Regions from separate parts of the Homo sapiens genome. Here region 2 is linked to region 1. A link is a contact called in ENCODE Hi-C or POLR2A ChIA-PET data. All regions are on one chromosome and are shown on one strand. The core of a region is the stretch at or near the end of the contact, and the rest is flanking DNA. Distances in the headings are between cores, read along the strand shown. Region 1 overlaps LOC105375170 (a long non-coding RNA gene). Region 2 has its middle 180 kb from the start of AGR3.

The links. A loop is a pair of places that touch in the nucleus more often than their neighbours do. ChIA-PET counts read pairs that join two places held with the same protein, here RNA polymerase II (POLR2A). Pooled maps may share reads with other maps.
Region 2: a pooled map shows a loop between it and region 1 (2.6-fold over the local background). The contact joins two enhancer-like sites. A Hi-C loop is called at or near these places in 2 of 168 maps with a recorded cell type or tissue (PC-3 and mammary epithelial cell) and 5 of 50 pooled maps. POLR2A ChIA-PET finds 5 or more read pairs at or near these places in 4 of 52 experiments (OCI-LY7, T-cell, activated CD4-positive, alpha-beta T cell and 1 more).

What each region holds. Positions count from the first base shown.
Region 1 is chr7:17,016,792-17,023,209 of GRCh38, forward strand. It overlaps LOC105375170 (a long non-coding RNA gene), which reads left to right. Exons shown (of 3, transcript XR_927067.3): 2 at 3,477-3,666; 3 at 4,559-4,771. The region is part of intron 2 of LOC124901595 (a long non-coding RNA gene); the gene reads right to left. Among named protein-coding and RNA genes, the nearest start is that of AGR3, 140 kb to the left of the region's middle. Within about 2 kb of position 4,565, at least 2 of the 41 ENCODE cell types and tissues checked have a DNase peak (open chromatin) inside an H3K27ac peak, as active enhancers do.
Region 2 is chr7:17,054,846-17,061,136 of GRCh38, forward strand. No RefSeq gene overlaps it. Among named protein-coding and RNA genes, the nearest start is that of AGR3, 180 kb to the left of the region's middle. Within about 2 kb of position 3,911, at least 2 of the 41 ENCODE cell types and tissues checked have a DNase peak (open chromatin) inside an H3K27ac peak, as active enhancers do.

The sequences.
Region 1 (6,418 bases), core at 3,315-5,814:
GTCACATCATAGGGTGCATGTTTGGATAATAAGATTGGTAATACACTGGGAATGCCTCTGAATACTGCCTAATTTAGCAAAGCACTTGTTGTTCCCCCCGCCCCATAAGGCACAGCGAGGCTGTGCAGAGTGAGCCATTGATTTTCTACTCCAACTTCAGTGGCTTAGGCTGGCAGATAAAATAAAGTGAGTGTATGTAGGGGTGGGGTCCCTGGGGAATGTCTTAGGAGCGCCAATAGAAGTCAGATAAGAAGGTAGGGAGGTTTTCAAGGAAGATCATAGTGAAAACATGCTGTTCCAACTTTAAGAACTAAGAGATTTCTAGGGTTTTTATGGTTTTAGGTCTAACGTTTAAATCTTTAATCCATCTTGAATTGATTTTTGTATAAGGTGTAAGGAAGGGATCCAGTTTCAGCTTCCTACATATGGCTAGCCAGTTTTCCCAGCACCATTTATTAAATAGGGAATCCTTTCCCCATTGCTTGTTTTTCTCAGGTTTGTCAAAGATCAGATAGTTGTAGGTATGCGGCGTTATTTCTGAGGGCTCTGTTCTGTTCCATTGATCTATATCTCTGTTTTGGTACCAGTAGCATGCTGTTTTGGTTACTGTAGCCTTGTAGTATAGTTTGAAGTCAGGTAGTGTGATTTCTCCAGCTTTGTTCTTTTGGCCTAGGATTGACTTGGCAATGCGGGCTCTTTTTTGGTTCCATATGAACTTTAAAGTAGTTTTTTCCAATTGTGTGAAGAAAGTCATTGGTAGCTTGATGGGGATGGCATTGAATCTGTAAATTACCTTGGGCAGTATGGCCATTTTCACGATATTGATTCTTCCTACCCATGAGCATGGAATGTTCTTCCATTTGTTTGTATCCTCTTTTATTTCCTTGAGCAGTGGTTTGTAGTTCTCCTTGAAGAGGTCCTTCACATCCCTTGTAAGGTGGATTCCTAGGTATTTTATTCTCTTTGAAGCAATTGTGAATGGGAGTTCACTCATGATTTGGCTCTCTGTTTGTCTGTTGTTGGTGTATAAGAATGCTTGTGATTTTTGTACATTGATTTTGTATCCTGAGACTTTGCAGAAGTTGCTTATCAGCTTAAGGAGATTTTGGGCTGAGACAATGGGGTTTTCTAGATATACAATCATGTCGTCTGCAAACAGGGACAAGTTGACTTCCTCTTTTCCTAATTGAATACCCTTTATTTCCTTCTCCTGCCTAATTGCCCTGGCCGGAACTTCCAACACTATTCAGGACATAGGCATGGGCAAGGACTTCATGTCCAAAACACCAAAAGCAATGGCAACAAAAGACAAAATTGACAAATGGGATCTAATTAAACTAAAGAGCTTCTGCACAGCAAAAGAAACTACCATCAGAGTGAACAGGCAACCTACAAAATGGGAGAAAATTTTCGCAACCTACTCATCTGACAAAGGGCTAATATCCAGAATCTACAATGAACTCAAACAAATTTACAAGAAAAAAAACAAACAACCCCATCAAAAAGTGGGCAAAGGACATGAACAGACACTTCTCAAAAGAAGACATTTATGCAGCCAAAAAACACATGAAAAAATGCTCATCATCACTGGCCATCAGAGAAATGCAAATCAAAACCACTATGAGATACCATCTCACACCAGTTAGAATGGCAATCATTAAAAAGTCAGGAAACAACAGGTGCTGGAGAGGATGTGGAGAAATAGGAACACTTTTACACTGTTGGTGGAACTGTAAACTAGTTCAACCATTGTGGAAGTCAGTATGGTGATTCCTCAGGGATCTAGAACTAGAAATACCATTTGACCCAGCCATCCCATTACTGGGTATATACCCAAATGACTATAAATCATGCTGCTATAAAGACACATGCACACGTATGTTTATTGCGGCATTATTCACAATAGCAAAGACTTGGAACCAACCCAAATGTCCAACAGTGATAGACTGGATTAAGAAAATGTGGCACATATACACCATGGAATACTATGCAGCCATAAAAAATGATGAGTTCGTGTCCTTTGTAGGGACATGGATGAAATTGGAAATCATCATCCTCAGTAAACTATCGCAAGATCAAAAAACCAAACACCGCATATTCTCACTCATAGGTGGGAATTGAAGAATGAGATCACATGGACACAGGAAGAGGAATATCACACTCTGGGGACTGTGGTGGGGTGGGGGGAGGGGGGAGGGATAGCATTGGGAGATATACCTAATGCTAGATGACGAGTTAGTGGGTGCAGCGCACCAGCACGGCACATGTATACATATGTAACTAACCTGCACAATGTGCACATGTACCCTAAAACTTAAAGTATAATAAAAAAAAAAAAAAAAAAAAAAAAAGAATTAAGAGAAAGAATTTCAACCGGGGGTGGTCAAGTCAAATATACTACTTAAGAAAGTTATAAAAATGGTTGTAATGTGGAAACAGATTCCAGAATAAAAATCCTTTTGTGAACACTTGATTTGGATTTCTGAATTTAATCATTTTCAGCTGCAACAACAAATGCTTGAACCACGTAAGAAGCTTTGGCTTCCCATATTTTAACAGATTTTTTTTCTACACATTAGTTTGTTGTTTTTTTTTCTCTCATTTCATGATGTTTCCATTCAGCTGTTGGCATAATAATGGATTACAGTGTGGTGAAGGAAAGAGTTGGGGTTTCAGATTAATACTTGAGTTTTCAATCCCTGCTTTTATAATTACTAACTGTGGGACCTTGGACAAATCACATTAACTCGCCAAGTATCAGTTTGTCTATAAAATAGGATAAAAATACGTAAAACACCTACTACATGTTTTCTGCAACATATAAGATGGGAGAAATTGTTGCTGTTTTATTATCATGATTACTGTTTTGAAAATTAGGCTAAGATAATATAAAAGTAGTATTTAGTGAGATTTGCTAATAGATGAAAGAGAATGAAATAAAATCTAAGGGTCAATATGCAGCAAAGTGTGCTGCTCAAAATAAAATCAGTCTTCTTGTTGAATTTGACATACATATCTCATTATGTGCCATATATTTTCACTCTCAAGCTCATCTGTGTTCTGCATTAAATAATGAATTCCTTTGGAATGTGAGTGAAATTTTCCAGAAGTTATTAATTTAAAAGTTAATATGGAGATCAAGTGCATGCTGTATCCTTTATTATTAGCTTGGAGTTCATCTGAGTTCTGTACTGCCTTTTAGTTTGTGTGTGTGTGTGTGTGTGTGTGTGTGTGTGTGTGTGTGTGTGCCTGCCTACCTGGCGATAATAGGGAGGAAATTGGTCATTTTGCATAAACTTATACTAAGATGTTAATTAAGCGTAATATATAGCTTTAACACAGGTCTAAAAATGTCTTTTTATAAAAGTTCTTCACCAGCTGAAGAAGTAGAGTTTTATTTCTTATTCTGGGTATACATCCAAAATAATTGAAATTAGGATCTTGAAGAGCTCACTGCATTCCCTTATTTGTTACAGCATTATTCACAATAGCAAGATGTGGGAACAACTCAAGTGTTAATCAACAGATGAGTGGATAAAGAAAATGTGCTATACATGTACAGTGTGATATTATTCAGCTTTACAAAGGAAGGAAATCCTGCCATTTATGGACAATGTGGATGAACCTGGAGGACATTATGCTAAGCAAAATAAGCCAGTACCAAAGGTCAAGTACTGCATGATTCCACTTGTATGAGAGATCTTTATAGTCAACATCATAGAAGTAGTGAGTGCAATAGGGCTTGCCAGGGGCTGCAATGTTATTCATCAGGTATGCTAGATGAATATGTTCTAGAGATCTGCTGTACAACGTTGTACCTATAGTAAACAATACAGTATGGTGTATTTCAACATTTGTTAAGAGAGTAGGTCTCAATTTAAGTGTTCTTACGACAAAAATAAACAAAAAACACAAAAACGAGACACAAAGAAACTATGGGGGCTGGGTGCAGTGGCTCACACCTGTAAGCCCAGCACTTTGGGAGGATGAAGCGGATAGATTACCTTAGGTCAGGAGTTCGGGACCAACCTGGCCAAATCTGTCTCTATTAAAAATACAAAAAAATTAGCCGGGCACGGTGGCATGCACCTGTAGTCCCAGGTACTCAGGAGGCTGAGGCAGGAGAATAGCTTCAACTAGGAGTTGGAGGCTGCAGTGAGCTGAGATCACGCCACTGCACTCCAGCCTGGGTGACAGTGAGACTCTGTCTCAAAACAAACAAACAAACAAACAAAAACAAAAAAGAAACTATGGAAATTGCTGGATCTGTCTACTACGTTAATAGTGGTAATTGTAACAAGAATGTTTGCATATGTTTAAACTTATCAAATTGTATACTTTAAATATGTGTACTTCTTCATAATATCAGTTATGCTTCAATAAAGCTGTTAAGAAGTTTTAATTTATTTAAATTTGTGTTAACCTGTCACTTTGTGAGGGTCATCTACTTTTTATACAAAGTCACTGCAACCTACATACTTAATTCTTTTGTACTGTTTTGAAATAAGCATACACTTGCAGACACATGTTTCTACAACATTCTTTGCTTTCCCAATAGGCAAGTTCAAACTCAGAAGGCGAAAGTCCAGCGGAAAGTACCGGAACTGAGGGAAAACTATTTGCCTAACCACCCACACCACTGAATGCTTTCTTGGAATCTGCTGTGTGTTTAAGATGATATCCTACCCACACACATGTAACCTTTACCTTTTTGCAAACCAAATCTGATTCTACAAGGAAAGCACAAAAATAAAAATATTTTTCTCTCAAATTATATCAGATTTGTTTCTGCTCAAATTATCTCAGACTAGTTTTAAAAATTGTAAACTCTCCCATATCAAGCATCTAACTATCCACTGAATTTGGCTATGCAACTTCAGTTTTTAGAGAAGGTGGTAAAGTCTCTATTTTTAAGGGGGAAAAATTAAGGGTTACTAAGAAATATAGAAATAAAACTGGATTTTTTTTTTTTGCTTTGTTTTACAGTGTTTCTGGAACTTTCTTTCTTTTCATTCCTCAGTAGCTTTCCGGACTCTATCCTGAACTGAATCTTCTTTTGTGAAAGTTACCTTTGACCTGTGACTTGACTAAGCATGGGCTTTTTACAGTACGTGGTGCTTGATCAGTCTATGAATTCAACCCAATTAACATTTTCTCTGTAGAAATTGCTGCCATTGGCTCCCATGACATCATGCTTGTGTCCCTCTTTTAGTCTTTCTGACAACTTTTACCCAGTCTTATTACTCCCTCTTTTTACTTCACGTATTGTTTAATTATTGCTTCTTCCATGGGGTTCCATTCCAAACTCTCTTCTTTTTCGTTTCTACATACTTTCCCTGGAAAAATTCACTAAGCCATGAATAAAAGTATCAAATGGACATTCATGAATCCAGGCTTTCAGTCTCCAGCCCCATCTACCTGCCTGCCCTGACAATACAAACACTTGAATGATTATTACATAAATAAATATATTTCTAACTTCTGCCACTGTTTTCCAAAACCACAGAAGCCATCTTTATTTTGGTTGGCCATTTTATCCTTGGCAATAAGCACAGTCCCTGGCACATGGAAGGCTCTCAAAAAATCATCTTAGGTGTTGAAGGAGTGACCTCTTTTTGGCATCTCCTGATGCCCTCTAACTTTAATCTGTCACTATATCTTTTTGCTTCTATCAACTCACATATATTTCAAATCTGCTTTTTCACCATCATCCCCAATGACATTCTTTGGAGGAGACAGTATCTCCTGCCTACCATCAGCCTTGACTCCATCCACCAAACTATCAGTGTTCTTACTTTTTAGACACAAGTATGGTAGATGTACTCTCCTGTTCTTGAATATTTAATGGATTCCAAATTCTTCTAGTAACAAATCTAAATGCCTTAGCCCATTCTTCAGGGTTCTCAAACCCTAACCTGACTCTAACCTCTCTTTCCAATCCCATCTTTTCAATATATTCATCCTGTAATTCAGTAACTGCAGATGTCTCAAGTGCCCTGAACACTCCGTATTCTTTTTTTCCTATGTTGGTTTCCTCTGCTCTTTTGAACTTCTTTGTCATCTGTGTCTTGAACTCTAACACCTATGTGCATCTTATACTTTTAACTTATAAAATCCTATTTTTTGACAGATTGTTACCCAGTAGTCCTTGGGTGCAACTGATGAATGATGAATAGGGTCATAACATGAATGTAAACTCACTTTCTCTGACTTTAGACTCCGTCGTCTTTTGTGCTAAGGGGACCGTGGTTCCAGTTCCCAGCATATACTCACACTTTGCTCTTAGTCATTTTTCATTGCCATCCCTCTCTGCTGACTGCATTCAGGTCACCTTTTCTGTATCACTGTCTTGACTCTGCTCAAACCATGATCATAAAGAGATTTGTGGTAAATATCCTTTTATCACATGCATTGATCT
Region 2 (6,291 bases), core at 2,661-5,160, 37 kb after region 1:
ACAGAGCTTTCATTATTACATAAAATCATCTTATTTATTCAGTTATGAGTCCACTCACCTCCACCAGTAGCATGTAGAATCCTGAAGAGCAGGAGCTTTGTCTGTCTTGTTCATTGTTGTATCATCATTGTATGCAATACTGCCTTAAATATTTGTTGAGTAAATGAAAGAAATGAGAGGAAGGTCTCAACACACGCCTCTGGAATCTAGACTAGACAATTTCTTTCCTTTTAAAACAATTGTTCCCAGATTCCAAAATAGCCTTTGGCAGACAAAACTGAGAACATGCTCAGTCAGGTTTCTGATGGCCAAGAGAGGTTAAATATTTTCTCATCAAGATGTAAGAGCTCTTAGCCACGTTAATCATTTGGTCTTTTCTTCCCCCAACACTATGAACATTTTCCCTCTGTGTGGATGGAAAACAACCATGATTTCAATTATTTTATATTTTATAATATTCTGTTATCTCCAAAGCTTTTTTTTTCAAATGAATAATAATTTAGCAAGGCCTTAAGTATATTTAGTGAATAGACAAGTATATTTTCCCTGACCTTCCAAAGGCAAGATATGACATTATATTTATAATGTCTAGGCTCTTATGAGACACCCTTCCATGTTGGCACTTGATCATTCTTTCATTATAACTATTATGTCCCAGCTACCCTGTGGTCTGCAGATGTGTATCAATTACAAAGATACTTTGAGTTAATGATTTCTAAAAAGCCTTAAAACAAGTGGAATAGATGTGTTTATTATTGGGTAGTTGGTGAATAGTGTTTCTGAGCTAGAGGTAATAGACTTGTACCCCATTGCCTCATCTGAAAGAGGCTCAGCACTTGCGCCAGATGACAACTATTCTTTGGTCTTAACACATGTTGAGTTAGAGTAACTATTAGCAGCTGTATATGTTGGTATCTTCTCAATCAGCATATGCCTTCTCTTGACCAGAATAGAATAGCAAAGATGACATTGCTACACATTTGTATATTCCATTTGGCTCTAAAGCTACTTATTGCATTTTCACATGCCAGGCAAAGGGAAAGAATGGCAAAAACTCTTACGTTGAACTGCAATGTGGCCATTTGTTTGCTTGGCAACTAGTAACATATCAGCATGGATCTATGTGATTTTAGATCATCCATACCCTTGGGTTTACCATCACACGGCTCAACTTCATGAGCTCAGTTGTTACAGAAAAAAATTACTTCTGATTCTTTTGTGTTTCGATGTTGTATAACATTCTGGAACTCCTTGCCCTTAAATGAACTCTTCGTGGTCCTCTCAAACATGCTTCATATTTGTTTCTTTTCCCCTATTGCACTTTTAATTTATTTTGACATTTTGTTTTTATATGTTTTACTGTATATCAGGAGTTTTCCATGTTTCCTTGATTACTAAATGGAAACAGGGTAGTAATTGAATTTAGAGCATGGAATTATTTTCTCCCATCATTAAATTACTCTGGCATCCAAAATAGTTCAAGTAATTTCAAGAGCATTACATATCAGATAAATCTGAAAAAATTCACAGTGATGTTTTTCCAGTTTTGATATGTGGAGCAAAGAAGACTTTGTGGTATATAGGACTTTGGAGTCAGACAGGCTCATGTTTGAAAACTAGCACATTTACTGACTGTGGGCTTAAGAGAGTTATTTAATACTTTGGGGCTTAATTTCCTCATCTGTTAAATTGGGAAAAAATATTTCCAATCTCATAGGGTCGAGGTGAGGATTAAATCAGATAATGCATTTTAAATCCAGGGCCTGGCTCATAGTGAGTACTAAACAAATGGCAACTATTATCTTGCAGAGAGTAATGGCACATACCTAAAAGATTAGTGTTCCAGAGATTGTGATTTCATCAATGCTGTAACTAAAACTGTGTATATGACGTGTGCTATCCTAGCAAGATTCCAATGCATCGGTAAATCAAATTCATTCTAAAGAAATAAGGAATAATGCCAATAGATATTTATTATTAAAATCATAATAGTAGAGAACTTTATTTGATACCTATAGTTAAGGAAACATTTGTACATACGTGTTTTTATGCAATCCATGAAAGTCATCTCTTTATTGGGCAGAAAAATCATTCCAGACAGAGGGAACAGCTAATGCCAACGTTTGAAGGGAAACCATGCCTGGCATGTTCAAACAACAGCCAGGAGGCCCATGGGGTCAGAGCAAAGAAGGGAAGAGAAGTAGAAGATAATGCTGAGAGAAGAAACCCAGGGCTAGATTACGTAGGTCATGGTTCGGACCTTGACTTTGTTTTTAGTGAAATGGTGGGTCTTTGCAGGGAGTGAGGCATGACATGATTCCATTTATGTTTTATGGAGTGGCAAAAGTCACTCTGGCTGCTGGTTTTAGAACAGATTGTAAGGGAGATGTAAGGGTAGAAGCAGGAACACCAGCTAAGAGGCAAACATAACCCAGTCTTGAAGTGGTCAAACTGTGGCTCTGTTTTGAAGGTAGTAGTGACAGGATTTCCTGGCAGACTGGATGTGCAGCTATGAGAGAAAGCAAGAGTCAGGTCAGCCCTAAGGCTTTTGGCCTAAACAAATGCAGGATGGAATCGCCATTCTTCAGGTAAATTGGAACAAGTGTCAAGGGATGCATTAGGAGTTTAACTCAAAGCACATCAAAGAAAGAATAAATTAATCAATTATATATTCATAGAATGAACCAGAGCACTGAAAATAAATGAAGAAGCAATGGATCTCATGGACGAATACTAAAAACACAGCATCGTGCCAAAGAAGTCAGATACAGAAGAATATATACTACCAGTTTCCAATTTTGTAAAATTTAAAAATAGGAAAAAAATTACCTTGTTTAGAGATGCATATTCAAATAGCCAAAGAATAAAGTAATGCAAAGCTATGATTCCCATCATATTTAATAGAGCAGTTATCTGTAAGGTGAGAATGAAGGAATGAACATACTGTTGAATGCTGAGGCAGGTAGGATGATGGTTATGTGAATATTTGTCTGATGATTTTTCACTTTATGCATTTTAATATCCCTGTGTTATATTTAGCAACAACAACAAAAGCTTTAGAAATGCTATGCAGCTTTCAAGACCTACTCCTCCATGAAATTTGTTCTGATCACCCCGTTCTGTGAGCTTTATTTCTATTCTAAAGATAGAATCATTATTAACTGTATAGGTCAATTGATTAAACATTACCTTATAACATTGCTTCAGTGGTTATCTTGAAATATTAGGAAACTATTTGGTAGTGGTTCAAATAATGTTTTATTATAGATCATCCTTCCATCCAGCTCTTGAACCCCATGGCAAAAAACCCAATTTTTTGTTCACAATAGTAACTTGATGTCTGGTAACTAACACATAATTATAGATTGCAGATCTAGGGAATACATTATTCAAGTATTTATTTTTGAAAAGTTCTAATAGTATCACACCATGAAGGGCAATATTGTGCCCTGGAAAGAATATTAGAATTAAAGTAAAGAAGTCTGAGTACTCCTTCTTCTCTTGGTAGATGTTTGCTTAACCAAGCTATTTAACTTTTCCAAGTATTGAGTTCTTTGTGTGTTAAGTGTGGTATTTGGGCTAAATTCTCCTTTTCGGTTGTAATATTCTATGAATCTTTGAAATACTGTATTATAAAAGGATGCAAGAATCAAGGTTCAGAATCTGTTAAACAAATCATGTCAAAAAGTACAGAGATTATAAGGGCCAATTTTGGAAAACAACAGACCTGGTATTTTTTGAACAGGTAAAAATAATTTTTTTAATTGAAGGAAAGCTCAATATATTTCAAGTAAAAAGACACATAGAAAATAGAGGAAAAAAAATGGTGATATAAGCCACACAACGATAAACCACTTTTTATTTTTTTTTCCAAGAAGAAATGAGGAGATGAGTCACCAACTGACTCTGTGACCAAAAAGTCATAGAGGAAATTCAGAAACAGAAGCTGGATTAGGGGAACTGAAACAATCATCAAAGAAATAAAGTATGCATATTTATTTTTCATGGGATAGAACATTGTGTACTTAGTTGCCCCAATTTTGCTGTTTTGTTTTATGGGTTTATTTGGGGAAAAATAGCCTATTCAAATTTAGGTGGAAATTATTAGAGATTATTGATAAATAATTTGAATAGTCATTAAATTGTAATCTCTTAAGAGATAGAGAATTTAAAGCTTGTTTATTCCTGATACCCAGTTATTAAATGTATTTGAATCTGTTTCTATACCTGCTCAGTGATCAGTCACTAAGCCTATTACTGAACACCTCCAATAACAGAGGTCTTAGTATCTTCTGTTGCTGCAGTTTAAAAGACTTACTGTATTTTCACACAGAGGGCTACTTTATATGGAGAGATTATTTTACAGCTGTCCTTAAATGGTATCTTTTTTTTTTTTTTTGGTTGGTTTAACTTCACAATATGTATGCCTGATTTTCCTCCATTTTATTTACTGTTGTCAATGATACTTTTAAGGATTACTACTTACTGAGAGTGAGATTACATGCTTATATTTCATGATTTGGGGGACCAATACTCTAAATCCCATATGGTGGGCTCACAGAAAGAATAACTATCTATCTGATTGCCACCGGAGCATTATATTTTATATTAGTTGACTGAATACAGTTTGACCAGATCATGGCAAACTTGCTTGTCTGTTGGTTCCCTACACATATGGACCCTTTTATATTCAAGGACAAAATGAAGTCACCAAAAGACAAAATTAAAGTATTTTAGAATATGGCTGGGCATGGTGGCTCACACCTGTAATCCCAGCACTTTGGGAGGCCGAGGCAGCTGATCACCTGAGGTCAGGAGTTCGAGACCAGCCTGGCCAACATGGTGAAACCCTATCTCTACTAAAAATACGAAATTTAGATGCGTTGGCATGCTCCTGTAATCCCAGCTACTTGGGAGGCTGAGGCAGGAGAACCGCTTAAACTCAGGAGGTGGAGGTTGCATTGAGCTGAGATCGTGCCACTGCACTCTAGCCTGGGCAACAGAGCAAGACTCCATCTCAAAAAAAAAAAAAATTCAGAAGACATAGTTAATTTCAGTTACTTCCTCTTTCTGTTTTTTACCTTCTTCATTATAGAGCGTTTCTCCCTAAATCTGAAAATGAATACTCTGAAAAATTACAACTTTAGATGTTTTGCTATAGGAACAAGATCAATATTTACTCAGATAAAATTTACTACTATTCTGTTTGTAAATAAGAACTTGAAGAAATGGATCCAAGTTACGTGGTTACTTATATAGAATGATCAAAAACAAAAGGGAACTGGATAATTCTATTACATTTATGGAAACGTAGGACCAGAAGGTTAAGTGTGAATGCACTATGTGCTCTAGGTTATGTTGAATCTGACACCTTAATCCTGGCACCAGCAGTGAAGTCCTTGCCTTAGGGCCTTAAGGGTGTCCCAGCATTCAATGCACTCAATGCATTTTACTTAAGCCATGCAATAATGAGGCATCCTCATATTTTCTTTGAGCTTTCAATCAAATGATAAGTAGAGTTTTAGTGAAGATTCTCATAATGTGTTCATTTCTTGCTATGATAACTTTTCCTTATAAGAAATACGATCTTACATTCTCTCCCAACTGAAACTTTTGACTGTGTCATCTTCAATAAAGCAATTCATTCTATATCATATGTAGAATGCTCATGTTTTTTCTATCATTTATTATGTTAAGCATGAACTTGAATGAAATGAGCAATTTTTGTAGGCACAAAAGAGGCGTGCTGTTTTTGGAGAGTTTGACAGCTTCCCACCCAGAGGTACCTTTTAACGTGACGGTGAGCTGGAGTGCCCTCCTCTAGGGAGTAATATTAGCAGCATGTCCTTAAAAGCACGCCTATCACCTTTTTATTGCCTGAAGAGGTCTTCAAACCTTGGCCTTCTGCAGATCTGACCATTCACCTTCATCTTTTTAATTTCCTCATTATGTAGGTCAGTGAATAGAAGTACTCTGTTTCAAGCAGGAAATCTCAGGACACGTAGTGTAGAACCAAGAAATTTGTTACTATCTGATTTATTAAGTCTATCACATAAATCACAATACTGATAACCTAAAACATAAATGTTGTTGTCTGTGTGTTGCAAAAATTTTGGTCAACTTAATATTTAAGAGGCATTTTTTCTGCTGCTTGATTATTTTGTTTACTAAATATGCGTCACCTTTATAGCTTTTTTATTTTGTTTTGTTTTATTTATTTATTTTTTTAGACGGAGTCTTGCTCTCTTGCCTAGGCTGGAGTGCAGTGGCGCGATCTCGGCTCACTGCAAC